Regions from separate parts of the Homo sapiens genome. Here regions 2 and 3 are each linked to region 1. A link is an interaction called in ENCODE POLR2A ChIA-PET data of the cell type or tissue named here. Cell type or tissue: GM12878. All regions are shown on one strand. Links, peaks and the distances in the headings refer to the core of each region. The heading gives the core; the rest is flanking DNA.

Region 1 (10,114 bases), core at 631-8,630:
TGGTAGGTAGATTACAGTAGGGTCTTAAGATGCATCTTTAAATTCAGTTACAATAATCAGAGTCCACTAAAAAATATACAAATATCTTACATATGGAGCATAAATTTAGTGTGTTAATGAAAAAGTCTCACTCCCCCAGCCTATTTTTCAATGATTATTCAAGGACAAGTTTTCCATGTCAAGTCCAGTTCAGTAACATGAAGTGAAACTTTATACAAAAAAAAAAAAGTTTATATAATTCTACTTTGAATGGGAATAAACTTATTTTTTCAATAGTTAGAAAACATGCTTTTGGAAATTTTAAGAATTACATTTTAATTTCGTAGAAAAAATGCAGAAAAGTTTTTATTCTGTTCACAACCATAGATCAGGTTAAAAGCATACTCATGATAAATCAGGAACCAGGTCAAAATCTTTTGGCTTTAAAAACAATTGTTCTTTTTATTACTCTATACTTATTTGGCAGGTAAAGAAAATGTTACAGTGTTTCACATAACATCTCTATGAGACCCTTACCACCATAAATGATAAAATCATGAATGCTTGACAATATTTTACAACAATCCTGGCATAAAATTTTTCTGGGAGAGTCCAATGCCACTGGGCAGGGGAAAATCTATAAAAAGTACCTATTATTAAGAAAAGTTGGAAAAACTTCCTTTTGATGCCTTTCTCTACAAAAAGTAAAGCTGAGGCTGGGCACAGTGGTTCAAGACTATAATCTCAGCACTTTGGGAGGCCGAGGCGGGCAGATCACCTGAGGTCAGGAGTTCAAGACCAGCCTGGCCAACATGGCGAAACCACCTCTCTACTAAAAATACAAAAATTAGCTGGGTCTGGTGGCGCATGCCTGTAATCCCAGGTACTCGGGAGGCTGAGGTAGTAGAATCGCTTGAACCAGGGAGGCGGAGGTTGCAATGAGCTGAGATAGCGCCACTGCACTCCAGCCTGGGAGATAAGAGTGTGACTCCATCTCAAGAAAAAAAAAAAAAAAAGTAAAGCTGAAATTACGATTGAGTAGAAAATGAAAATGTTGACATCTGCTGCTAGTTTGCATGCATCAAAATGCTTCGGCAAGGCCAAGTGCCCTGGCTTACACCAGTAATCCCAACATTTTGGGAGGTCAATGCAGGAGGATCACTTGAGGCCAGGAGCTTGAGATCAGCCTTGGCAATACAGCAAGACCGTGTCTCTACAAAAAATAAGAAACTTAGCCAAGTGTAGCGGCGTGCACCTGTAGTCTCAGCTATTTAGGAGGCTCAGGTAGGAGACTTGGTTGACCCTGGAGGTTTGAGTATATAGTGAGCCATGACTGTGCCACTGTACTTCAGCCTGGGTGACAGAGCAAATCCTGTCTCTAAAAAAACAAAAACAAAATGCTTCAGGAAATTAAAAAGAGACTCCCAGATTATCTAGATTCACAAACTAAACCTACATCAGCAAACTACCTAAGTGCACATATGCCCGTTCAACAGCAACCACGGCTTTCACCAGCCTTCCACGCCATTTCTGATTACAGTTCTGGTTACAGCCAAGTGAAAACAGAGAGAGTGGTTAGCTAAGGCTCTTTAGTAACCTTCTCCCAGGAGAGAAATCTACCTTGAAACATGATGGAGCTCTCCACTGTCTGTAGTTTCCTACTGTCTCCTAAAAACCTATCACTCTTGATGTTATCCAGAAAATTAATGGCAAAGGTAAACCCAGGTTCATCTTTAGAAAAACAATGCTCTCTATATAGTCATGAGATCACCAAACATCTCATACAATGGCTGGTAAATTCTAGGTACTCAAGCAGAAGTATTTCTTTTTCCTATAATTTTAAGTCCGTGCCCTGATATTCACTCAACAAATATCCATTATTCCATAAATATTTGAGGCATCATTCTACATGCTGAAAATACTGCCCTAAAAATGTTTATATTTACTTTGAGAGACAGACAATAAACAAACATATGATGTAAGAGTATCACTACATACTTAGGCTTTAAATTCAATAAAATATTTTTTTACCTATGTCACCTGGAATGCCAACAAGAATATTACTTCTAAAAGTGAGTTTTTGGTGTAAAAATCATGAGACAACTGATTTAAGTATCACAAACCAACACTTAATAATTACCTACGATGTAAGTTAGCAATATTCATTTTCCAGCAAATTGGAAGCATTTTCACTTCAATGGATTTATATATTTCTAAAAAATTGAACTTGTACAAATTAGAAATATAGCAGTTATCACCATAAACTATGTTGGCAGTCAACTTGAGCCTAATGCTACAATCCATAACTATCACAGGAAAGTAAGGTAGGTTTTTTTATATCAGTTACATCTGAAAAGAGTCACAATTTCTGGGCCTCTTAAAGTATGAACTCACATAGGAGTCAATCATGACTAGTTTAATTTTATTTTACTTTGTTCATTTTCATATTTGTATTCAATAAGGTACTTTCGCAACGATCCAAATGTAACAGAACCACAGATTAACACAGAATTAAACAGGCACTCACATCTCAAGTACCACATCAAAGCCAAAAGTTAACAATTAGTGCAAGTGGCCCCTTTGTGCAGAGAACTACAAAAATACAACCTGTAGTAACCATGATCAGCAGCAAAGTGCTCCTAATTCTCAAATAGTGGATTTCTTTTCTTATGAAATTAATGGGTGGTAAGGACTTAGTTTGAAATTAATAAAATATCAGGGAAAAAATGTGATATCTAATGGGGAAACATTTTCCATGAGCAAAACTAATGAAAGAAATCACAAAAGAAAACATTGACAGATTTGGGTACATGAAACTTTTAAACATCTGTACATTAAAAGGCAAACCAAATACTAGTTTAAAAAATACCATAAATACAACGCAGACTGAATACACTGAATATATGCAAAGATTTGTGAAGGAAGATAAAATACTAAGATTCCAAAAGAAAAATGGGAAAAGAAGTATTAATGGGTATGGTGTTATGATAGCTATATTGGTTTTTGTCCACAGTTCCTAGCTCCTAACTCCCACAGTCCTTGTTATAATGCTGGGGTACTTTAGGCCTCAGGAAACAGAATCTCTCTCTCTCTGACCTCCTGTCCTTTCACCTGCCCAAGGCAGGGCTCTAATCTGATTGTGGATCAAAAGACACTCATTCCAGAGAGTCCTGCTCCATATCCTACGGGAAGGAAAGCTACACAGAAAGGCCAAGAAAAGTCTGAATAGACAGGCCTTGCTGGATTTAGATAATGTGCTTTTTGTCCAATCACATTTCTACACGGTTGTCAACCAGGCCATGTAATAAAACCTCCTTGTATAAAAACCCAAAGGACCAGGTTTGAAGAGCTTCTGGAGAGGTGAACATGTAGAAGTTCTTGGAAGGTGGCACGCCAAAGGAGGGCACGGAAGCTCCGTGCTCCTTCCCTGATACCTTGCCCTACACAACGCTTCATCTGAATCCTTTGTAATATCCTTTTAAATAAATCAGTAAACATGTTTCCCTGAGTTCTGTAAGCTGCTCCAGCAAATTAATTAAACCCAAACATGGGGTTGTGGGAACACCAACTTAAAGTTGGTCAGTCAGAAGTCTGGAGGCCTGGATTTACCAATGATGTCCAAAGATGTAAGGGGCAGTCTTGGGGACTGAGCCCCCAACCTGTGGAATCTGACACTATCTTAGGGTGGATAGTGTTGGAACTGAATTGAGAACATCCAGCCAGTGTACGCTGTTTGGCATGTGGAGAAAAAAACCCACAGCTTTTGTCACAGAAGTGTTTTCTGTGTTGATGATTGTCATGGTGGTATGAAAGCAGAGGAAAGACACGGTTTGAGAGTTTTTCTGAAACAGTAGGCAATTCACAAAAGAAAAAATTGGTTAAACATTTGAAAAATGTTTCTGTTCAATAAATACAATACAGGCACACCTCATTTTATGGCACTTCACTTTATTGCACTTTGCAGGTGTTTTTTTTACAAATTGAAGGTGTGAGGCAACCCTGCATTGAGCAAGTCTGTCAGTGCTATTTTTCCAACAGCATGTGCTCACTTCCTGTCTCTGTGTCACATTTTGGTAATTCCCACAATATGTCAAACTTTGTCATATTATTACATCTGTTTTGGTGATTTCTAATCTGTGATCTTTGATGTTACTACTAATCTTTTGGGGAATGCCACAAACTGCACTCACAGAAGACGGCAATCAATCAACAAATGTCAAACAATCAACAAATGTCGTTTGAGTTCTGACTGCTCCACCCACCAGCCATTCCCCATCTGCCTCCCTCTCTTTGGGCTCTCTAGTCTCTGAGACCACAACACTGAAATTAGAATGGCCTCTAAGTTCAAGCGAAACTTGAAAGTGAAAGGAAGAGTCACAGGTGTCTCATTTTAAATCAAAAGCTAGAAATGATTAAGCTTAGTGAGGAAGACATTTGAAAGTTGAGAGGCTGAAAGCTAGGATTGTACCAGTTAGCCAAGTTGTGAATGCAAAGGAAAAGTTTTTGAAGAAAATTAAAAGTACTACTGCAGTGAACACATAAATGATAAGAAAGCAAAACAGCCTTACTGCTGAGATGGAAAGTTTTAGTGTTCTGGAGAGAAAGAAGATCAAATCAGCCACAACATTCTCTTAAACCAAAGCCTAATCCAGAGCAAGGCCCTAACTCTCTTCAATTCTATGAAGGCTGAGAGAGGTGAAGAAACTCAGAAGAAGAGTTAGAAGCCAGCAGACATTGGTTCATCAGGTTTCGGGAAGGAAGCTGTCTCCATAACATGAAAGTGCAAGCTCACCAGCAAGTTATCCAGAAGATCTAGCTAAAATGATTGATAAGGTGACTACAATAAACAACAGATTTTCAGTATAGATGAAACAGCCTTCTCTTAGAAGAAAATGTCATCCAGGACTTTCATAGCTACAGAGGAGAAGTCAATGCCTGGCTTCAAAGGTTCAAAGAACAGTCTGACTCTCTTATTAGGGGCTAATGCAGCTGGAGACTTAAAGTTGAAGCCAATGCTTATTTACAATCTGAAAATCGTAGGGCCCTTAAGTATGCTTTAAGAAAAATAAGAGGTATTAATTTTTATAAAATGTGCTCATTAGCTACTGGAAGAGTGAAATTGTTGTTTTTTTTTTAAATTAGGAATATGTATCGAGAGCCTTTAAAATGCTTACATACTTTTTTTCCCAGTTATTTTATTCCTGAGTATTTTTTAAGGAAACAATTCAAAAGACAAAATTCTGTGCAAAAAAAGGGTTCATCACAGCATTATTTAGGATAGCAAGGAGCTATAAACAACCTAAATGCTCCCAAACTATGTTTATAGCAATAAATATTATAAAAAGTGTGGTAGCCCAAGTGTAGCAGATCAGGGGAACAAGAATGAAATTCCCAAAACCTCACCAAAAAATTTTATGAAGAATCAAATCACAGGATGTTGTAATTTGTGAACTGTTATCTTTTTCTTATCAATATAGAAGTTAACAACAACAACAACAAGCTCTCTTTATACAGAAGGTCACCTGTGGGAAGTGTTACTCAAGAATGCTGAGAACATCTTCGGTTTCACAGTGGGGCAGAACTGACAGGGAGCTAAAGACTGAAAGCAACAGAAAAAGAACATCTTTTCTCACCAGCCTACATCAGAAAAGCAGATACATTTTTTTAACTTTCTTCTTTAAAAATCTTTATATTTTTTATTTTTAAGTCTGTGGTGTTTAAGTTGCACGATTTTAAGGTCATCTGCTTTTAAATTCAATATCATGGCTTCATGTGTGCAAAGAAAGCAGTAATACTGTTTAAAAAGAAATGAGGAATCTAAACTTCCTTAAATTAACATTTGAAGGTTTGAGCACAGTGAAACCAAGGTTCAATATCAAGACATTAATTTGTTCAGAAAAAAAAATACTGTATCTTAAACAGAAAAAAATCTCTAAACTACCTTTGCTGAACAGAAATAACGTATCAGTACCATGTTCCTACAAACTAACAGAAGATGCTACAGGTCGTAAATATTAAGAAAGAAAACTTTTTTCTCTAATTTTATATTCATTCTTGCTACATTTGAAAGGACTGAACGGAATATTCCATTCAGATAGGCCAAAGTTCAAAGTCTGTACCTGGATGAGGACATGAATTTCAAACACAAACCACAATCTGAAAAATAGTCTGTCTCTAGTTACTTTATACAAAACACTATGCTAAGGTCTCAATTTAAGAAAGCTGACAAGAATTGCATTTATTCAATGAATCAATCAGTTCTACACTAAAAACTAGGTTACATACATTCTGATATTTGTTTTCTATATGAAAAAAAAAGAATTGTATATGATGTAGAGTAGCCCTACCTAAACAATACAATGGGATCTCTGAAGCACAGAAATCTATAAAATGGGTTCAGGCCAAGGAAAAAGTCTCCTTCCCTACACATTCCTGGTATATTTTACCTTATCTCAGAATATCAATTCACAGGTCTGTTCAAATTATACTGTTAGCATTTCCTAAGAAAAAATAAGCTCTGAAAAACATGCCTTTCCTATCTTGACATCCAATTAAAACATTCAAACTAATACCCTATTTGGCTGACTGAGGTAAGGAGGAAGAGAAGAGAGGAAAAAAGAATGCAGAAGCAAAATGTTTTTTCCTCTTCTGTCATTACTGTTTTTAACTTAACATGTCTCAAAGTGTTTAGCTCCATGGTGATGGGAGCAGGCGAAAAATATAGAAACACTGAAAGAACAAATTCCCCCAGAATATTTTAGGGTTCCTAACACAAAGTGTACTGTGGAATTATAGAAACATACAAGTTGAAAATAGATTCTTATAACTTAGTAATGGTGGAAGATGAACAATCTTTCCTTATAATAGCTTTTAAAAATCTGCTACATTCACCCCACCAAAAAAGCTGAGCCAGATTTCTATCTGATTTTTTAAAAATTATTATCTCTCAGTATAAAGGAAATAGAAGAAAAAGTATTCATTGCTTAGAAGAGTGGATTTCAACAGGGGAGACTCTGCCCTCCAGAGTGACACTAAGCAGCATTTGGAGATATCGGCAATCTGAACTGAGGAGGCGCTATTGGCATCTCGTGGGTAGAGGCCGGGGATGCAGCTGAACATGTAATTCCACAGCCCTTCACAACAAAATTATCTGACCCCAAATGCCAGAGTCCTAAGGTTGAGACCCTGGTTTAGAAATACTTTCGACACTGAAATGTGCAGATTTATAACCACTCAAGTTCCAAAAGACAGTCCCTTAGGTCAAAGTAAGGAAGGAAGGCTCCAAGGCACTCGGTAGTCCCCACAGACTGATGTATGGAATGACTGAACTTTCATACTAAGGATACAAACTCAAAAGCTGCTGCAGGAGAAAAGTTCAACCATTCAATAAATTACCAGCTTAAAAGAAACAGGATCCCAGCACTCTGGGAGGCCGAGGCGGGCGGATCACAAGGTCAGGAGATCGAGACCATCTTGGCTAACACGGTGAAACCCCGTCTCTACTAAAAATACAAAAAAAAAAATTAGCCGGGCGTGGTGGCGGGCGCCTGTAGTCCCAGCTACTCGGGAGGCTGAGGCAGGAGAATGTCGTGAACCTGGGAGGCGGAGCTTGCAGTGAGCCGAGATTGTGCCACTGCAATCCGGCCTGGGCTAAAGAGCGGGACTCCGTCTCAAAAAAAAAAAAAAGAAATAGGGTATGGGAAAATACATTTGTAAATAAACCTAAAATTTTAGCTAACATAAAATCAGTATAACCTATTAAATGAAGATAATATCAATGATATTCTGTACCTTTTGTGGTAGTAATAATAGCTATGGTACAATTAATTTCCACTTACTGGTTCTTGCTTGCTAAAACTTTCAAGATCTCAAAGTTTTAATTAAATGGCTTAGGATACATTTATTCTTTACTACAATTAATAATATTTTCTGGCCCTTGTTCTGTGAACTGTCCTAAAGCCTGGGGAAAGGATGGCGGGTACAGCAATCAAAGCCATCACTCTTGAGGGGCTTACAGTCTAGTAGGGGAGAGTGAGAACAAGCAAATCAATAAACAAGATAAACGTCAGATGGCTAGAAGTGCCATGCAGAAAATTAAAATATAGTAATATGATCAAGAGTGGCTGGCTGGCTGGCTACTTTAAACTGATTTGGTCAAGGAAGGCCTCTTTGTGAAGTAGTCATTTAAGATAAGATGACTAAATGTCATGAAGGAATCAGTAACACAAAGCATGAATGTTCCAGGCAGAGGGAAGAGCAAGTGGAAAGACTCTGGGACATGAGCAAACAGCGTGTCCAAGGTAAAGAGTGCCAGTGTGGCTGGAGGGGAAAGGGAAATGACCCAGAAAAGAAAAGACAGATGGTGTGGGGCTGTGAGGAAGCTTGCAGGGCCTGGTATGGGGTTGGACTTTAAGAGCAACATGAAAGGTTGCAGGTTCCACATCACTGTCTCATGACATAACGCAGCTCAAGATCAAACCAGCTTGCATTAAGGTGGGATCAGCAGAGATGCAGAGAAGCAGACAGAGTTGGACACTTTTGGTAGTAGAGCCAACTAGGCATACTGATGGATTAGATGTGGTTAAGAAATATGTTACTGATGGGTTTAGAAAGAGATGAATCAGGGATAACTGCTGAATGCTTAGCTTGAGCAACTGGACAGATGATTCTCCCAAGGAATTTCAAGTGAGACAGAAACAGGTTTAAGGACTATAAATAGGGAGACTAGCCATCCTGGTTTGCCTGGGAAGAAGAGGTTTCCTAGAATGTGAGACTTCAGTGTCAAAACCAAGAAAGTCCCAGGAAACAAGGATGAGCTCATTACCCTAGACACACATCAAGGTTTTTGTTTTGTTTTTCAGCTCACTACAGCTTCCAATTCCTGGGATCAAACGATCCTCCCACATCAGCCTCAACTGATTTGGTCAAGGAAGGCCTCTTTGCAAAGAAGTCATTTAAGATGATATGACTAAATGACTAAATATCATAAAGGAATCAGCTACACAAGGCATGAATGTTCCAGGCAGAGGGAAGAGCAAGTGGAAAGACCCTAGGATATGAACAAACAGCGTGTCCAAGGTAAAAAGTGCCAGTGTGGCTGGAGAGGAAAGGGAAATGACCCGGGCACTAGCTGGAACTAGCTGTAGCTGGGACTACAGGTACATGCCACCATGCCCAGCTAATCTTTATTTTTTGTAGAGATAGAATCTCGCTTTGTTGCTCAGGCTGGTCTCAAACTCCTGGGCTCAAGCAATCCTTCTGCTTCAGCCTCCCTAAGTGCTGGGATTGCTCATAATTCTTTGTTGACCATGTTAAATTAGTGATGTCTATTGGACATAAAGGTGGAAATATCAGAAAAGTAATTGGAAATACAAGTCTGAAGAGTTGGATAAGCAGAGTTAGGAACAAGAGAGGCATACAGAGGATATTTCAAGTCATGCAACTAGATAACATCGCTTTGAGAGAGAAGAGAAACCAGCCCAGAACGGAGCTGTCTTTCTCTTTTTCACAGATAATATACTGAAAGACATCTGCCTCAGTCTGGTTCTCCATCAACACACTCACTGCCCTTCAGACTTGAACTCCATGTTTTGACTCTCACTTTCCAGATCTTACCAGAAAATCAGAAACACCAAGTAAAATTCACATTTCAGATGTTTTCAGTGAGCTAACAAACTGCTTTGCTTATAACTTCAGCTCTAGACTACTCCACACTATACCTTTTCTGAGGTCCTCTCCTAAGAGTCACAGAGAAACCCAGCTGCATGGAGCAAGTTTATTGTCCATCATTTCCCTTTGGCTTTTTTAAACTTAAAAAAAAATTTCTGTTTTTGAGACAGTGTCTCACTCTGTCACTCAGGCTGGAGTGCAGCAGCGTCATCACAACTCACTGCAACAAACTTCTGGGGTCAAGTGATCCGTCCACCTCAACCTCGCAAGTACCTGGGACTACAAGTGCACGCACCAACACACCTGGCTAATTTTTTTGAAAATTTTTTGTAGATACAGGGTCTCGCTGTGGTTTCCAAGTCTTGGCTTCAAGTGATTCTCCTACCTCAGCCTCCCAAAGTGTTGGGATCACAGGTGTGAGCCACCACACCCAGCTCCCTTCGCCTTGTCCAAAGCTTCTTTGCAA
Region 2 (10,114 bases), core at 1,121-9,120, 57 kb after region 1:
TAAACTTTTAAGAGAAATACTAGATAAGTAACTATCACTCAGGGCAATTTAATACATATTAACACATTTGCAACTTTTCTGTAAATATAAAATTATTCCAACATAGTTTACAAAAGTAAATAAATATATACATACATATTAACAATTTCAGTGACGATTTTTTTGGTGTTTTAATCTCAACAAATGGGTTGTCTAGAAACATTAAAGAAAAATATGTGAAACATTTACAGCGTCAAGCACCTTTGGCAATTACCATAATCACAATTAGCCACTCTGAACTGGATGCACTACAAATTTTTAAATGTTTTACAAATAAGGAAACTGAATTTGCCAACCAATAAATGTATTCTACTACTTCTGCCTATACTGTTGGAAATATAAAGGATGATCAAGTCAATGAAATCAGCATCTTAAAATGTTTCTTCAGCATAATCAGCTTATTGAGGACAGCAGTTTACTCAGAGAACATTTAAAAGTGACTGAATATACACATGGGTTCAGCATCAAAACAAAAACAGGTAACATGCCAGAAAATTCCATCATGACCTTCTAGTTGTATAACTTTGTAATTTACTTTCACATGCATTGTTCTTAGGATAAAATGAGCTATACTATTAGATATAAGAACTCCAGATCTTCCCATTTTTAAATAATACTATCTACACCATTTGAAGCTAAACTCAGACATACAAACTTCATCATGCTAAAATTTATCAAGCACATTTTTTCAATAGAGGTCAGGGACATGATGACTACAAAATTTCATGTTACATCATACAAGAATTGCAACTAACTGTCCTACAGCAAGGGGGGACATGCATAAGAATTCAAAACTTCTGGAATTTTATTACTAAGTCTTTTATAAAATATGGAGATAATATTTTCTGATTATTTAATATAAGGAATGCACTATGCTAGGAGAAATTTAAAAAGCAGCTCCTGTCCTTAAGAAAATCAGAGTATAACAGGGAAAGAAACATAAAGAACTTCATTAACATGTGGCAGAACACGGTGTTAGAGGAGTCTTACGAGAACACAAGGATGATAAAACTGAGAAGTATATTAAACCATAACTACATTTGCACTAATGTAGGTGAAAAATAGTCTCTCTGGATTAAATGGGTCACTAGGAATAAGAGTATTTTATTTTAGTTATCTGCAACATGTTTTAAATGTTGACAAGTTTTCATATTTAACATACTCTACCCTAATAGCCAAAAATTTTTGTTTCTGGGCTTTTAAAATACTCAAGATTCTAGGCTGGGCATGGTGGCTCATGCCTGTAATCCCTTTGGGAGGTTGAGCCGGGTGGATCACTTGAGGCCAGGAGTTTGAAACCAGCCTGGCCAACATAGTGAGACCCTGTCTCTACTAAAAACACACACACACACACACAAAATTGCCAGGCATGGTAGCATGTGCCTGTAGTCTCAGCTACTCGGGAGGCTGAGGCATGAGAATCACTTAAACCCTGGAGGCGGAGGTTACACTCCAGCCTGGCAACACAGCGAGACTCTGTCTCAAATATATATATATATATATATATATTTTTTTTTTTTTTCAAGTATCTCAAAGGCTCTCATGATAGTAAAACCAAAATAGCCAAATAAAAGCATCAGTCCATGAAGGTAAAATGGTTTTTAAGAACAACCATGGCTAATACTGAAGAATTCTAATTACTTGTTAGCATACCAGGCTACAATATGACACACAGAAGAAAAAAAAAAAAAAGCTATGTTCAATGAAGATTTTTTTTTTTTTTTTTGGAAACAGGGTCTTACTATGTCGCCCAGGGTAGAGTGTACTGGCAGTTCACAGCAGCCTCTACTTCCCGGGTTCAAGTGGCCCTCCCACCGCGGCCTCCCGAACAGTTGGGACTATAGGCACATGCCAACATGCTCAGCTAATTTTTGTATTATTTATTTATTTATTTATTTTGTAGAGACGGGGTTTCGCCATGGTTTGAGACCCAGGCTGGTCTCAAACTCCTGGAAATCAAGCAATCCTCCCACCTTGGCCTGCCAATGTGCTGGGATTACAGGCATGAGGCCACTGTGCCCAGACTTCAATTAATTTTTTAATGAAGCTTTTATAAAAACTGAAACGTACAAATTCTACATGTACATCTTTTAGAACTTTCAGAAACTGAACCGACCACTGTAACTACTACTCGATCAGGAAAGAGAACATTACCAACACCTCAGAAGCCACCCTCATAAGTCCTCAGTAACCTCCAGTGCTAACAACCATTTTGACTTCCAGCACCACAGATTAGTTCTGCCTGTTTTTGTATGGTCACTTTACAACATGGGAAAAGCAATTTATTTAAATGGGGTCAGAGAATATGTACACTTTCTTATGTCTTCTTTTGTTTCACATTGTGAACTTCATCTTTGTTGCTATGGAAAGCAAAATACTACAGAGGATTTCACCATTTATCTTTTTTCTTCATATATATTTATTTTTATTTATTTATTTATTTTTGAGACAGGGTCTCGCTCTGTCACCCAGGCTGGAGTGCAGTGGCTTCAACATGGCTCACTGTAGCCTCGACTCCTGGGCTCAAGCGATCCTCCCACCTCAGCCCCCCAAGTAGCTGGGACCACAGATGCACACCACTGCACCCAGCTAATTTTTAAAATTTTTTATAGAGATGACGTCTAACTATGTTCCCCAGGCTGGTTCAAACTCCTGAGCTGAAGCAATCCTCTTGCCTTGGCCTCCCAAAGTACTGGGATTACAGGCCTGAGCCGCTGCACTCGGCACCTTTTAATGTTTTTGTTTTGTTTTGTTTTTGGAGGCGGAGTTTCGCTCTTGTTGCCCAGGATGGAGTGCAATGGCACGATCTCGGGTCACCGCAACCTCTGCCTCCCGGGTTTAAGCAATTCTGCTACCTCAGCCTCCTGAGTAGCTGAGATTATAGGCATGCGCCACCATGCCCAGCTAATTTTGTATTTTTAGTAGAGATGGGGTTTCTCCATGTTGGTCAGGCTGGTGTCAAACTCCCGATCTCAGGTGACCCGCCCGCCTTGGCCTCCCAAAGTGCTGGGATTACAGGAGTGAGCCACTGCACCCTGCCCCCTTCTAACTTTTGATGAACATTTTGTTCTATTCTAGTTTGATGCAAGCACAAATAATGCTGCTATAAACACTTTTGGCATATTCTTTGGGGCACAGATGTGTGTGTTTCCATTGTATCTGTACACCTGGTAGTGGAACTGCTGGGTCAAAAGTTCTAGCAATTTTACTCCCACTAGCAGGGTGTATAAGTTGCAATTTATACTTCCACGAGCAGAGCTGTCCAATTGCTCTACACTTGGAGTTATCTTTTTCATTTGTTCTACTGGTAAGAATATAATAATACAACTGTGGCTTTAATTTGCGCTTCCACCATATGATTTTGAGGGCCTTTTAAGAGGCTTATTTTATTGTCCAAATGAGCATCTTCTTTTGTGAATTGCTTCTTCAAGTCTTAGATCTTTGGCTGGGGGAAGGCAAGAGGGAGGGAGTGTCACGCTTTTATTGATTTGTAGCTCTTTATGTATTGTGGTTATGAGTGCTCTGTTGGATGTATGTGTTGCAAATATTTCCTCCCACTCTGTAACTTGCCTTTTTGCTCTTAATTTTTATTTTGTTGAAGAGAAATTCTTAATTTTAATGTTCAACTTATCAATGTCTTCCTTTATCTAGTTAATCTCAATGACACTCAAACACTACGTCCAAATGTCAAAAAAAGGAATGTTTAGACTAATTCAACTAATATTAGCATGTTTATAATAGATATTTTAAAGAAGTTTATGCAAAGATTTTAATTTCTAACAAATTTGGCATAATTGCTCAATAAAAAAGAACCTTAGGGCTTATTTTAGTGAAAAATGGTTAGGAACTGAATCTCTGGTTTCTGGTGGGACACATATCAATGACCTCCTTCTCAATTAAACGATTTTAAATTTCTATTCTCATTCAAACAATTTTGCACAGTGGCTCTTAAAGACAGGTTTTGCTTTAATATCATGAAGAAACTGAGAATCTAAGTAATGTGAAACAAAACAAATCAAAAAAGCCCCCCAAAACAAATTACACCCCTGAATATCTCATTACTAAAATTAGGGCAATGATTATTTAGCACATCAATCACCTTTTTTTTCCTTTTGCTAATTTCTATTGCTATCCTATTTCACATCCTGAAATGAGAACCAAAAATAACTGAGGAAAATAAAGCTGTTAGATTGATAATTTAAGATATGATATTTGCATAACAAATTACCATATTATGATACAATTACATATTCCTTAAACAAGAACTTGCTTGACAGGATGAGGCATGCAAAGCAGCAAAGTACTTTAAAAACTTGAGAAAAAATCTGGTCAACAATACGCAAGCAGATGTTGTGCTTATATAAATTACATACATAGGAAGAGTTTCCTTTTCTCTCTCTGTATAGATATATACATATTTTTGAGACAGGGTCTCACTGTGTCATCCAGGCTGGAATGCAGTGACACGATCATAGCCCACTACAGCCTCAACCTCCGCAGGCTCAGGTGATCCTCCCACCTCACCCTACCAGGTAGCTACAGGCACGTGCCACCTCCTTTTCTATTTTTATAATCTTTGATTAAACTAACAATCTACTAATCAAGTTTTATTTATAATAAAAGCATCAAAATGACTTGATGAATGTGGGAAAGAATCAACCCTGCAAACCATGATTTAAATGTTTCTTTTATGCAATAACAACTTGAGGAATATACTTTTTCTTGTCACTTGTTAGATTAGTGTTAATGACAAATCATATAAACCCTATCATTTGAAGAATCTGAAGTATCCTAATTTTCCCAAAATGCTTTTCAGCAAAAGTATGCAATACTACATCATCAAAAATTAATAAATTAATATAAGCCTTGTAAAGAACATTTGATAACCTATGGTTAAACAGCACAAACAAAAAGCCTACTTCATCCTGTCCTGACTAGTCACAAACAGTAATACCTCACTTATCAAGAAAGCTCCATCTGAAAAATTCTACTCACCACATCACGGACTAGAAAAAGCAGCAAAAGAGTTGGTAGGCAAATTACATAAAGAAAAAACAAAAACTACCCAAACTCAAGATTGTTCAACAGCATCCATATAATTCTGAAAATAGTAGAATATGTACTGCATGGAATACTGTTTATTCAGCTCATAGACAATGCTCACTGCACACACAGATTCACACTCACAGACTCCTCAGATGAATTTCAGGGCCCCCAGTTTGGAGGAGCACTAAAACAGATGTTACAGAGTTTATGTACTTTCCTTAGAGAAGAGCTCTTGGGGAATTTACTGAGAAGCACTTCACTATTTTTTTTCAAACATGATTCTTATAGCCTTATTCATGATCATTTCATAAAAGCAGTAAACCAAAAACCGAATGGAAGTGGAAGCACTGCCAGAATCAGGCATGCTAACAGCAGAAAAGGAATGCCTGAAAGAGACATAAGCAGCCTTACACCACTCAATAGTCATTGCTAGCTTCCCTGTAATTTCAAACCCATATGAAAATTACAGTTCATACAATGACTTTGTTATCAAGAAAAGATTGTATTTTTAAGTGTACCTAAAATAAGATTTCTCAGAAAAGGTTAACATAGCAAATTTAAAGCTTAAAGAGGACACTCCACCAAAGAGGTACAAAGATAGCAAATACATGAAAGATGTCTGAAACCACCATTAGCCATTAGGGAGATGCAAATTAAAGTCATAAGAAGATCCCACTCACACCTATTAAAATGGCCAAAATTTAAAATGCTGGCAATACCATGTAGTGGCAAGAATGGGAAATGAGAACTCTCCAACATTGCTGGTGAGAACGAAAAATGATACAGTCACTCGTGAAAGTGGTTTGGCAGTTTCTCATAAAGCACTTACCCTATGACTCAGAAATCATGCACCTGGGCATCTATCCTAGAGAAATGAAAGCTTACATTAACAGAAAAATCTGGACACAAATGTTCATAGCAGCTCTATTCACAATCACTCAAAACTGGCAACAACTCAAGTGTCCTTCAACAGGTGATTGTATAAGCAAATTGGTATATCCACACAATGGAATATCCTGAAATAAAAAGCAACTACTGATACATGCAACAGCTTGGATGAATCTCAAAGGCAAGCTTAGTGAAAGCAGCTAGTCTTGGAAGATTATATACTGTATGGCTCCACTTATATAACATCCCAATTTATTAAGTTAAGTGACATTCTTTAAAAGAAAAAACTACAGGAATGGATGGCAGATCAGTGGTTGCCAGAGATTATAGGTAGGCAAAGAGGTGACTATAAAGGGGTAGCATGAGGGAGTTTTAGGGGGTTACAAAACTCTTCTGAATCTTTATTATAATGAAAGTCACAAAAATCCATACATGTATTTAAATTCCTGGGATTGTATATGTGTATGATCATTTAGAACGGTATGGGCCAGGTGTGGTGGCTCACATCTGTAATCCCCAGCATTCTGGGAGGCCAAGGAAGAACGATCCCTTGAGTCTAGGAGTTCAAGACCAGCCTGGGCAATATAGCAAGACCCCATTGTAATAAAAATAAATAAAACTGTAGGATCTTTTTTTTTGTTTTTTTGTTTGTTTGTTTTTTGAGATGGAGTTTTGCTCTTGTTGCCCAGGCTGGAGTGCAGTGGCGTGATCTCAGCTCACTGCAACCTCTGCCTCCTGGGTTCAAGTGATTCTCCTGCCTCAGCCTCCTGAGTAGCTGGGATTACAGACACGCGCCACCATGCCCAGCTAATTTCTGTATTTTAGTAGAGGTGGGGTTTCACCATGTTGGCCAGGATGGTCTCAATCCCCTGACCTCATGATCCTCCTGCCTCGGCCTCCCAAAGTGCTGGGATTACAGGCGTGAGCCACCGCGCCCAGCCCAGGATCATTTTTAAAGGATTCTCTTTTTAGTTTAAGATAAAAACATTACTGGAGAAAAAGAGGGACAATTTATAATGATAAAAGGGTCATCAGTGAAATATAATAATTAAAAACCTACATGCAACCTAACAACAGAGCACCAAAACAAATGAAACAGAACTGAGAGAGACAATTCATTAATAATTGAAGACTTCAAAACTCCACTCTAAATAATTGACAGAATAACCAGACAAAACATCAGCAAGGGTATAAACACTAGACAGTATAATTAACCATACTGACTTAACTGACATCTATAGAAAACTTCATCCAACAACAGCAGAATACACATTCTTTTTAAGGTCCAGGTTAGACCATTTGCAATGTCACAAAACAAGTCTCAAATTTAGAAGGATTGAAATAATATAAAATATGTTTGCTGATCACAAAGAATTAAAATCTACAATCAAAAGAAATTTGAGAAATCTCCAAATACTTGAAAATCAAACAATAACATCCAAACAACCCATGGGTCAAAGAAAAAAAAAATCACAAGCAAAATTAAGAAATATATTTATTATCATCATTAATACAATTTTTATTTTTAGACATGGAGCCTCGCTATGTTGCCCAGACTGGCCTTGAACTCCTTGGTGCAAGTGATCCTCCTGCTTCAGCTTCTTGAGTAGCTGGGACCACAGGCATATGCCACCACACCCAGCTCAAAATTTTAAAATACCTTAAACTGAATAAAAACAAAAATACAACATGTCAAAATTTATGGGATGCAGCTAAAGCTGTGGCTAAAGACAATTTTATAGCTTTTTTTTTTTTTTTCTTTTTTTTTAAGACAGGATCTTGCAGGCTAGAGTGCAGCAGCAAGATCATGGCTAACTACAGCAGTCTCAAGCAATCCTCCCAACTCAGCCTCCCAAGTAGATGGGACCACAGGCACATGCCATTAAACCCAACTGATTCTTTTTTTCTTTCTTCTTCTTTTTTTTTTTTTTTTTTTTTTTTTTTGTAGAGATGGAGTGTCACTATGTTACCCAGGCTGGTCTCGAACTCCTGGCCTCAAATGATCCTCCCACCTTGGCCTCTCAAAGTGCTGGGATTACAGGTGTGAAACACTGCTCACAGCTGAGAATTTTATAGCTTTAAACTTAAACCTATTTTAGAAAATAAGAAAGATCTCAATCGTCTTCACTTTAAGAAACTAAACAGTAAAGTAACCCCAAGCAAGCCAAAAGAAAGAAGTTAAAGTTTAGAGCAAAACCCAATGAAACTGAAAACAGAAAAACAGTAAAAGTCAATAAAACCAAAAGCTGGTTCTTTGAAAAAGTAAATAAAATAGACAAAGCTTTATTTAGATTGACCAAGAAAAAAAGAAAATTATCCCCCCCAAAATTACCAAAATCAGGAATAAATGAGGGAGCATCACTATTGACCCTACAGTATAAAATATAAATATATTTTAAATATATAAAAGAAAATATAAAAACAGTATGCCATCAAATTAGACAAATTAGATTAAATGGACAAATTCCTAGAGAGACATAAATAACCAATACCAACTCAAGAAGAAACAGAAAATCTCAATATACCTAAAACAAGAAATTGAATTACTAATTAAAAATCTTCCCAAAAAGAAAATACCAGGACTAGATGGCTTCACCATGGAATTCTATCAGATACATAAAGAAACAATGCCAATTCTTCACGAACTCTTCTAGAAAACAGAGAAAGAGACAACACTTCCCAGCTCATTTTATATTACCACAATACTAAAGCCAGACAAGAGCATTACAAAATAAGAAAACAATGAACCAATATTCCTCAAGAATTTACAAACAAAAATTCTCAATTAAAAAATCCTCTGTCTGGGTGCAGTGGCTCCCACCTGTAATTCCAGCACTTCTAGGAGGCCAAGATGGGAGGATCAACTGAGCCCGAGAGTTCAAGATCAGCCTGAGCCAGGCGCAGTGGCTCATGCCTGTAATCCCAGCACTTTGGAAGGCCAAGGCAGGTGGATCACGAGGTCAGGAGTTTGAGACCAGCCTGACTAAACATGGTGAAACCCTGTCTCTACTAAAAATACACAAAGTAGCCAGGCAAGGTGGTGCACACCTGTAGTCCCAGCTACTCGGGAGGCTGAGGCAGGAGTAACCAGCCTGGGCAATATAGTAAGGTCCCATCTCTACAAAAAATTTTAAAAATTAGCTGGATGAGGTTGCGTGTGCCTATAGTCCCAGCTACTATTGAGGCTGAAGCGGGAGGATCGCTTGATCCTAGGAGGATGAGGCTACAATAAGCCAAGATCATATCACTGCACTCCAGCCTGGGTGACACAGTAAGTAAGACCCTGTCTCAAAAAAAAAAAAAAAAAGAAAAGAAAAGAAAATCTCAATTAGATACTATGACCAAACGGGATTCATCTTAGCAAGTATGGTTTAACATCCAAAAATCAATTATTATAACCTCCAAAAGTCAATTAATTTAATACAACATATTAATAAAGGACAAAAAGCCACACGATTATATCAATATATACAGAAAAAGCACTTGAAAAATTTAATTCAACACCACTAATGATTTAAAAAGAAAAAGAAAAAAAGCCTTAGTAAACCAGGAACATAAGGGAACTTCCTCAGCCTGAACAAACATCATACCAACAGTAAAAGACTGAAAGCTTTCCCTCTAACATCAGGAACAAAACAAGGACGTCCACTGTCACCATTTCTATTCAACAATCCAATGAAGATTCTAACTGTTACAAGAAGGCAAAACAAAATAAAACAGAACAAAAATTAAAGGCATCTGAATAGGACAAGAAGGTGTAAAACTGATAACCTTCCAAAGCCTCAATTGTAGAGATTTTTCAATACTCACACAAGCACTACCCAATCAGAGAACTCATGTTTAAAAGCAAAAGCCCCTGTGCTATTGCATGGTAAAGACTGAACCACGGAGTCCCTTCGGGCTGGCCTGCCCACATCATCAGTGATCAGGAGTATAAAGTTCCTTCATAATATTAAAAAACAAACAAAATGCTGAATCTATCCTTTAAGGAGTAATAAAAACAAATATTTGCTGAATTAAAATTTATTCATAAAATATCTGACGTTTTCCAAATATAAACACACGTTAATTTTCTTAATCCATTTGAATAAAATCATATAGACTTTATAGTATCAGCTTCACTGCTAACAGAACATACATA
Region 3 (10,114 bases), core at 1,287-9,286, 120 kb after region 1:
ATATTTTTTCATAATCTTGAAGAGCCTAAGACCTAAGTAAGACATAAAATTCCAAAACCATGAAGTAGAATAGTAATAAACCTGATGATCCAAAAATAAATTCATATATAGCAAAAATTACCATAAACGACAAAATACAAACCCACTGGAAAAAACTAGCAGCCCCTATCACAAAGTGCTAATTTCCTTTTTATATAAAAACATTATTTCCATAGATAAATTGGCAGAGTCAATTCACAGAAAGGGAAATTGTTCTTAAGCACACGATAGTATGTTCAACCTCACTTATAACAAGAGAAATGCACAGAAAAATAGTGATAAAATTCCATTTTTTCACCTATGAAATTTGCAAAATTGAATTGTTAAATCACACGCTACCTGCAAGGGGGAGGTAAAACACATACATTGCTGAAGCCAACAGACACATGAAAAAATGCTCATCATCACTGGCCATCAGAGAAATGCAAATCAAAACCACAATGAGATACCATCTCACACCAGTTAGAATGGTGACCATTAAAAAGTTAGGCAACAACAGGTGCTGGAGAGGATGTGGAGAAATAGGAATACTTTCTCACTGTTGGTGGGACTGTAAACTAGTTCAACCATTGTGGAGGACAGCATGGCGATTCCTCAAGGATCTAGAACTAGAAATACCATTTGACCCAGCCATCCCATTACTGGGTATATACCCAAAGGACTATAAATCATGTTGCTATAAAGACACATGCACACGTATGTTTATTGCGGCACTATCCACAATAGCAAAGACTTGGAACCCACCCAAATGTCCATCAATGATAGACTGGATTAAGAAAATGTGGCACATATACATCATGGAATACTATGCAGCCATAAAAAAGGATGAGTTCATGTCCTTTGTAGGGACATGGATGAAGCTGGAAACCATCATTCTCAGCAACCTATCACAAGGACAAAAAACCAAACACCGCATGTTCTCACTCATAGGTGGGAATTGAACAATGAGAACACTTGGACACAGGAAGGGGAACATCACACACCGGGGCCTGTCGTGGGGTGGGGGAAGGGAGGAGGGATAGCATTAGGAGATATACCTAATGTAAATGATGAATTAATGGGTGCAGCACACCAACATGGCGCATGTATATATATGTAACAAACCTGCATGTTGTGCACATGTACCCTAGAACTTAAAGTATAATTTAAAAAAAAAGAAAAAAGAAAAACACATACATTGCTGAGAGGAGTGTAAATGTATACAATGTTTAAGCAGGGCAGTTTAGCAATAAAGATACGAATATATTCTTCCACCCAAAAATGCCTCCATATAAACTGCATACTTGCAAGCTCAAGGATAGCCACTGTAGCACTGTTAATAATATCAAAAGATTGGAAACAACTTAAAGTCCATTATTAAGAGACTAGGTAAAAACTGGAATAAAACACAATGAAAGCATAGTACAGTATGCTACCATTTGTGTAAAAATAAATTTCTACGAAGCATACATATTGCTGGGCACAGTGGCTCATACCTGTAATCCCAGGACTTTGGGAGGCCAAGGTGGGAGGATCACTTGAACCCAGGAGTTTAAGACCAGCCTGGACAACATAGGGAGAGACTCTGACTTTACAAAAAAATAGTAAGTTAGTTGGGCATGGTGGTGCACACCTGTTGTCCCAGCTACTGAGGAGGCTGAGGTGGGAGGATCGCTTGAGCCCAGGAGTTCAAGGCCACAGTGAGCTATGATTGTCCCACCACACTCCAGCCTGGGCAACAAGGCAAGACCCTGTCTCAAACAAAACCAAACAAAAGAGCATACGTATAAATGAAATGTGGCATTTCTGGATTAGATCCTGGAAAACAAAAAGGACAGGAACAGAAAAACAGGTGAAATCTGAATAAAATTTATATAGTTTAGCTTCACTGTATTACCTTGGAATATTATTCCATGGACTTGTAACATCCATATGAAAACATAAAATTTAGCTTTTTAAAAATCTAATTACTTTGTGATTAAACTTACTTCATCTGTGATACTCATATCCTTCTACATATTGCTAATAAGAAACATCAAGAGTATATGTATTTCTTCAACACTTTTAAAATATATCCATTACTGCACCTAAACATACAGGACATCTGTCTCATCTACTAGATTTCAGGTCCTTAACAGTAGAGGCTGTCAAACTCATCTCTGTACTCAAAGAATCTGACAAATATTTACCACACAGAAAGAGTTCAACAAATGAAAGCCAAAATTAATAGGTTCTGGTCCAGTGATCCAATTTTTAATTAGTGAGAAATTTTGTATTCCAAATGTCTCAACAATTCTAAGGGTTTCCTTTGATCATTAGTCACAATCACATGGAAGAGAAAAGCAAAGGACAAAGAGAAGTGAAGTAATTCTCACTAAGGATTTAAGTGGGAAAATAGAGAGGCATTTTAAATATACTACCTTCCAACTTTCTAGACATTTTGCTCTGTGCTAGGGGCTGTAGAGAATATAAAGATAGATAAGATATAATCCTTACAATAAAGGTTGGGCATAATTCATTTAAAGTCAACATTTGAAAAGGTGAAACTATGAAATTGCCTTGGATTTTCAAGAATGTTTTCCATGGAAGGTATTAAAATCCTTTTCAATGAAAAGTGCCTTATTTTGCAATGTAAGAATGTGATAAAACTCCGATTTTGACAAAGTTTTGGTCTTCAATGATCTTTTCTCAGGAAAAAAAAAACTCATGGACAGCATGCTTAAGAATGTCCAGACAAGCACTAGGTGCAGTGGCTTACGCCTGTAATCCCAGCACTTTGGGAGGCTGAGGTGGCAGGATCCCTTGAGCTCAAGAGTTTGAGACCAGCCGAGGTAACATGGTGAAGCCCCGTCGCTACAAAAAGTACAAAAATTAGTTGGGCGTGGTGGCGCACACCCATAGTCCCAGCTACTCAGGAAGCTGAGGTTGGAAGATTGCTTGAGCCCGAGAGGTTGAGGCCATGGTGAACTGTGATTGCACTACTGCACTCCAGTCCGGAAAAGAGAATGAGGCACTATCTCAAATAATAATAATATCCAGACAAGAGTCTACCTTCAAACTCCATTGATAATCTAATCTTGCAAATATCCAAAATCCAAAAGATAATTCAGGAAATAGAGACTCTGAGTTCCCTGAACGGGTAAAAAGAATACTGCTAAGTTTCTCCCAAAGCATTAAGAGTGCTCTCTAACTCCAGAAACTCAGAGTTCTAAGCCTTAGCTCTAACACTATACAGCAGAATAACCTTGTCAAACCACCTGATCTCTGTAAATATCCATTCTCACCTATAAACAGATAACAAATAAGGTTCTTTCCAGATATAAAACTCTATTATACCCCTTTCCATTCACACTCTAAGCAAAAGATCTTATAATCCTTTCATACAAACACACACCAACACATGCATTTGTGCATGTTCAGTGGAAGAGCTACCTGTAACATTTACTTCCTATTTCCATAGCAGCCCAGCCACAAAAACAAAATAGTATTTGATTACAAATCAGGGGCATATAAAAGCAGTTCGCAAATGAATGTGAAAAGGATTTATTCAGTACTATGAAATTAAATAAAAATGTGCATGTTGTACAATCAAACATTCATTTGATTGTTCATTCTGTTGAGGTGCAGAAAACAATACCCCAAAATGAAGGTCTCAGAAGCAAACGCTTTTCTCTGACCTTCTCCTGCCCTCCTGTCTCTCAGTCCCACTCTCTGCTGAGGCTGACCATAGAAACTGGAATCCCTCTTTCCCAAGGCAGATCATAGAAACCAGAAATCCCTTTCCTCAGAGCTAGTCATAAAACATAAATACATTACTATAACTTTCCCTCCACCTTTCTGTGTAAATACTGGCCATAAAGAAATTATCTGACTACCTTGTGTGATTGTAGGTTGTTAGGCCCCCATTCTAGAGAAGGTTGTGCCTCAGACCCCGAGGGAAGGAATTCATGCTCAGAGAGGCCAACAAGAATCTAGATAGGCAGGCCAGGCACAGTGGCTTATGCTTGTAATCTCAACAATCTGGGAGGCCGAGGCAGGAGGATTGCTTGAGCCCAGGAGTTCAAGACCAACCTGGCAACATAGTAAGGCCTCATCTCTACAAAAAATAAAAAATTAGTCAGGCAAGGTGGCACAGGTCTAGAGTCCCAGCTACTCCGGAGGCTGAAACAGGTGGATTGCTTGAGCCCAAGAGTTTGAGGCTGCAGTGAGCTGTGATCACGCCAATGTACTCTAGCCTGGGCTACAGAGACAAGATCCTTTCTCAAAAATTAAAAAAAAGAAAAAGAAAAAAAGAAAGCAAGAAGCACCACCTAGACAGGCCCTGCTGAGTTTCCCCACTCAACTGATTACCATTTAATCACCTCCTTTTTGTCAAAGCCTATTTCTACACGGCTGTCTATACTCTGTTGAACCTAAGCATAAAAATAGACAATTTCCCTGTATCTTTGGGTTTTCATTTTGAAAGCTTCTGTGTACACACATTAAATAAATTTGCATGCCTTTTCTCCAATTAATCTGCCTTTTCTGAGTTGATTTTCTATCAAACCTTCAGAGAGGCCAAGAGGAGCCCTCCCTTGGCCCTTATAGTTCATTCATGTTAAGGATTATGAAGTCCAACTTGGCTTTCATGTGATTTATTTTTATTTATTTATTTATTTTCTAGACACTATCTTGCCTCTGTTGCCCAGGCTGGAGTACAGTGGTGCAATCACAGCTCACTACAGCCTTGACCTCCCAGACTCAAGCAATCCTCCCACCTCAGCCTCCCAAGTAGCTGGAAGTACAGGCATGCTCCACCATACCTAGCTAATTTTTGTATTTTTTTGTAGAGACTAGGTCTCACGATGTTGCCCAGGCTGGTCTCGAACTCCTGGACTCACGCGATTCTCCTGCCTCAGCCTCCCAAGTGCTGATATTACAGCTGAGAGCCACCACACCCAGCCTCATGTAATCTTTTATGTACTAGTTAAGTCCACATATAACTACTTCTGTGAGTTATCTTTAGGAGTGTATACTGCTACTTGACATTTTTACTTTATTTGCCTCTTTTCATAGTGTGGAAGAAAGCACAGTAGGGGAAAGTTGCAAGAATATTCACCCATATGAAAAGATGTGAATTAGCAGTGGGTGGTTTTCTTCTAACTTATTTAACATAATCCTTAGCTCTGGACTACTAGCTTGAAAGCTGATTGTATGAAAAGCAGAACAAGGATCTGTGAGTAGGAGTTAACATGCTAAAAGCATATCGTGCATTTAATTATCTCATCAACTGAAACTGTCCCTTTCAAAATACACAAATAACACTGCGCTGCTAACAAATTTGTTCTCAAGAAGTTTTTTTTCCCTAAATAACAAAAAATATAAGTGTATATGTATATCTATATAGGACCTTTATAATAATATCAATAATAGGTCCTTCACATTTCCACAGTGAAGGATAAAACTGAGTTGATCAGGATTTGAAATACCCATCTTTAAGGATGAACTAGAAAAGCCTCCCTGAGGAAATGAATTTGAATGTGTTTCAAAGGGAGGGCAAGGTGACTTGACAGGTGGTGAAAAGAAAGAGAAATTGCAAGCAAGGAAAATGCCCTGTGCAAAAGCTGCCCCTGTGGTTTCTCAAGAAGCAGAGTCGCAAAGTGATCCCACAACTGAGAAAGATATTAGTTAAGCACAAACAAAAGGGAGAGAAGCTACACATTATGTGACACTCAGCCTCAGTTTTCTCATCTGTTATAGGAGAAGGCTGGATTAAGTGATTTCTCTGGTCCCGTGCAGCTTGTTTCCTATGAGGCACTGCACTGACAACCTCATGCTCCCAAAAACCCTGCTGGGCTCCTGGCTTATTAGCCCCATTTGTTAGATGAATAGAGTGAGGCTCAGAATACTGATGAGATCTCCAGCTAGAGGATTGTAGAGATAAAATGGAACAGACGTAACTATTGTGGAGAAAGAAGTGGCATATGAAGACTGATAACTTCAAAAACCAAAGCTTCTGAAAATAATTTATTGATAAAATAAGTATTACAGTTTTTTATTTTCTTAAAAGATCAAAAGGAAGAAAGAAATATTCCCCATCATACCAGACAACCATGCAAAAAAAAAGGAAAAGAATAAATACCATTCTTACTTTGAAACCAACAGTCCTTTAAGGGAAACTAGAGGAGGTGGTGTGCCTATTTCTGCCCAGCAGTAGCTCTCATTTAATTATGTATTCCCTCTGCCTGTGGTGTCCATAATGAGGTAGGTGTGATGCTGAATATACAACACATCCCTCAGCCATTAGAACACAGATTAGCAGTTAACTGAAGAAGTCTTCCAAACTTCAGAAGCACTTAAGACAACCCTCACACCTAGCTTTACCCCCAATGCACAGATTGTAAAACAAGGTGTTACTTTTACATAAAAGCTCAATGGTAATTATAGTAATTTACCTGCAATTATTCAACAGCAGAATTCTTTATTTCTAAATAAATTCACATCTGATAGCAAAATACAGTGCAATGAATAAAACTAGCCTTCAACTTCAAAGCCAAATATTATAAGCTAATGAGATCTACCTATTTGTAAATATACATCAGGTCTTCAAACACAGTTCCTATCCTGTACCATTTCTCCACATATAAACATATAGGACTAAAGAACCTATCCTCTGCTGATGGAAGCCACTTAGATAAAGCAATTCGAGAGTGTCTATTACAATATCCCATGACCTGACAACTGCATAGAGAAACATGCCCATATACACAGAGCCAAGGACAAGGATGTTGCCTGCAGCCTTGTTTATAATCAGGAACTATCAGAAACAATCTAGAAGTTCAGCAATGGGAAAAATGAAGAAAAAAAAAATCAATCCCCATGACTAGGCAGCAGTTAAAAAGGATGAACTGGGATTATATGAACCAACATGAATACCTATCCAAAGCCAGTTGTTGAATAAAAAAAAAAAATTACAGATATTAAATACAATGGCAATTATGTGAAGTTTCTAAAATACAAAAATACAATGCTTTTATATTATAAATAAAAATAAAAGTACCAAATCAACAAACTGTTTACCAGTGGAGAGCAAGCCAGAGAACCAGGACGAGGGAAGTGGGGAGGAAACAGGCACTCAAACCTTATAAATGGACTAATTTATTACTTCTATTAAAAAATTAATCTTGAAAAAATGTCCCACAAAAACAAAATGTTATCAAGTGACTTGGGATTAAATAATACGGTGAAATAAAAATAATATCTCAGCAACTATTACTAAATTAAAATGAAATTGAGGAGCAGGTTCTGGGATGATCACAGAGTAGCAAGTATCAGGAATCTGTCTTCCCGCCCAGACAATAGATGCACTGGCAGAATCTATCCAAAATAATTATTTTGGAGCTGTGGAATCTATGGAAAACTTGCAACTTCTAGCAGAAAGCCTGAACAGTTCATTGAGGTTATTTTCATTTAATTTTGGCTCTTACCGTAGTTGCAGCTACCCATCATCTACCCCAAGTCCTGGGGCAGGTAGCTGGGCACACATTTCCTAGAGTAGTTTGCACACAGCTGGCAAGAGCCAGGATGGGCAAAAAGGACCCTGCCCTCTAAATATCAGGGATCTGTGCTCTAATGGCTGACTGCTGCTTCTGATCACAAAAGTGCAAAGAGGCCACTGTTGTTGAACCTCCCCTCTTGCAGGAAGCCCCTCCTTTTTGACCAAAGGGACTTCAGGGCATTTAACAGGCCAGAGCCCTTCTCCCCAACCCCCATTCAATTTTCTCTTTACCCCTTTTAAGGGCCAGACATTAAAGACTAGGCCATTCAAAAGCAACCACATATATGGGGAAAATTAGAACGTGACCATGCATGGTCAGGGAAAGGTGCAGACTCAGAAAATATCTGAAAAGACCTTAAATTTACACATCAGATTGATCATCAGCACACAGACAGCCTACAATAAAAATAAAAATAAAAATAAAACCAGTAAAAAAGAAAAAAAAAACCGCAAATCATAAGGAAGGGGGAGAATCTGATTTCCAGAGTTGGCACATTATGAGATTAAAATGTCCAGTTTTCAGCCAGGCATGGTTGCTCATGCCTGTAATCCCAGCATTTTGGGAGGCTGAGGTGGGGGGAATCACCTGAGGTCAGGAGTTCGAGACCAGCCTGGCCAACATGGCAAACAAAACCCCATCACTACTAAAAATACAAAAATTAGCAGGCACAGTGGCACACACCTATAGTCCCAGCTGCTTGGGAGGCTGAGGCAGGAGAATCGCTTGAATCTGGGAGGTGGAGGCTGCAGTGAGTCAAGATCACACCACCGCACTCCATCTCAAAAAAATGAGACTCCATCTCAAAAAAAATAAAAATAAAAAAATAAAGTGTCCAGTTTTCAACAACAACAACAAAATCACAAGAAACACAAACAGGAAAATACTGCCCATTCAAAGGAAAAAATAAATTAAAAACTGACCCTGAAAAATACTTGTTGGCAGATTTACTAGACAAAAACAACCATGTTAAAGATAAACAAAGAACTAAAGGAAGATGTAGAGAAACTTAAAAAAAAATTCATAAGCAAAATGAAAATATTCATAAAGAGATGCAAAATCCAGAAAAAAATTTTTGAAGTTGAAATGCACAATAGAAATGAAAAATCCACTGAGGGAATCAAAGGCAGATTTGAGGATGCAGAAGAAAGAATCAGTGAACCTGAAGAGAGGACAATGAAAATGATCAAGTCTGAGAAACAGGAAGAAGACTGTAGAAAAGTGAGCAGAGCCAGGGGACCTATGGGACACCATCAAGCTAAGCAACACATACATTGTGAGAGTTCCAAAAGGAGACAAGAAAACTCAAAGAGACCCCCATTGATACACATTATAATATCTTTCTAAAGACAAAGATAGAATCTTGAAAGCAGCAGGAGAAAAGCAACTCATCACATACAAAGGATCCTCCTAAGATTATTAGCAGTTTTCTCATCAGAAACTTTGGAGGCCAAAAGGCAGTAGGAAGATATATTCAAAGTGCAAAAAACAAACAAACAAACCTATCAACCAGAATGTTATTCTGTCAAAACTGTCCTTCAAAAGTGGGTGCGAAATGAAGACATTCTCAGACAAAAAAAAAAGCTGAGAAAGTTGACTACCATTAGACCCGTCTTGCAAGAAATGATAAAAGAAGTCCCTGCAGGGTAAAAATAAAAGGACACTAAAAAGTAACTTGCAGCCACATAAAGAAATAAAGACTTCAATAAAAGAAAATGCAGGAGCAATTATAAAAGTATCATTGTAAAAACAGTCTGTAACTGCATTTTTTGTTTGCTCTGTGATTTAAGAGACTAAACTTTCTCTAAAAATTTAGTCTAAAAGGTAGTGCTATTAGTTACAATGCCACATTTTGTTTTCTACATGGTTTAAGAAATGAATGCACTAATCTCTTATTAGTTCATTATTACTTTATGTTTTTGAGCACACAAGGTATAAAGATGTAATTCTGTGACATCAACAGTGAAAAAGGTGGTGCCTGAACTATTAGAGGAAGAGAGTTTATGTAGTTAAGCTGGTATAAATTCAGGCTGGGTGCAGTGGTTTACAACTGTAATCCCAGCACTTTGGGAGGCCAGGGCAGGCAGATCATTTGAGGTCAAGAGTTTGAGACCAGCTTGGCCAACATGGTGAAACCCCGTCTATACTAAAAATACAAAAAAATTAGCTGGGCATGGTGGTGCACGCATGTAATCCCAGCTACTCAGGAGGCTGAGGCAGGAGAATCGCTTGAACCTGGGAGGCAGAGGTTGCAGTAAGCCAAGATCATACCACTTGCACTCCAGCCTATGCAACAGAGTGAGACTCTGTCTTTGGGAAAAAAAAAAAAAAAAGAAAGAAATTCAAATTAGGGTATTATGACTTTAGAATGTTAAATGTAATTCCTATGGTAACCACAAAGAAAATACCTACAGAATACAAACAAGAAAAAAAAAATTTTAAAGGTTTCACTAAAAACAAACAAACAAACAAATACAAAAGTCAACAGTTAATGCTAGAAATAAGGAACCAAAAAGCTACAAGGCATGTAGAAAACAAATAGCAACATGACAAAAGTGCCT

What was found. Peaks named below come from ENCODE experiments on the same cell type or tissue, not always from the same donor. Only the 100,000 strongest peaks of a DNase experiment are listed, where the experiment ranks them.
Region 2: POLR2A ChIA-PET joins it to region 1 with 21 read pairs; 6 of 35 experiments call an interaction of 5 or more read pairs at or near these places.
Region 3: POLR2A ChIA-PET joins it to region 1 with 11 read pairs; 5 of 35 experiments call an interaction of 5 or more read pairs at or near these places.

The regions. Positions count from the first base shown.
Region 1 is chr14:71,549,947-71,560,060 of GRCh38, reverse strand. The region is part of intron 4 of SIPA1L1 (signal induced proliferation associated 1 like 1); the gene reads right to left. Among named protein-coding and RNA genes, the nearest start is that of SNORD56B, 160 kb to the right of the region's middle. RefSeq lists a silencer at 3,919-4,018 and enhancers at 4,439-4,498, 4,609-4,668, 4,829-4,888, 9,567-9,726. In GM12878, for the core only: no CTCF peak of the experiment used is centred there; DNase peaks (open chromatin) are centred at 4,270 and 5,530; H3K4me3 peaks cover 573 bases; H3K27ac peaks cover 6,408 bases.
Region 2 is chr14:71,493,690-71,503,803 of GRCh38, reverse strand. The region is part of intron 2 of SIPA1L1 (signal induced proliferation associated 1 like 1); the gene reads right to left. Among named protein-coding and RNA genes, the nearest start is that of SNORD56B, 100 kb to the right of the region's middle. In GM12878, for the core only: no CTCF peak of the experiment used is centred there; a DNase peak (open chromatin) is centred at 5,863; H3K4me3 peaks cover 665 bases; H3K27ac peaks cover 4,930 bases.
Region 3 is chr14:71,426,259-71,436,372 of GRCh38, reverse strand. The region is part of intron 2 of SIPA1L1 (signal induced proliferation associated 1 like 1); the gene reads right to left. Among named protein-coding and RNA genes, the nearest start is that of SNORD56B, 33 kb to the right of the region's middle. In GM12878, for the core only: no CTCF peak of the experiment used is centred there; DNase peaks (open chromatin) are centred at 5,262 and 5,602; H3K4me3 peaks cover 452 bases; H3K27ac peaks cover 3,926 bases.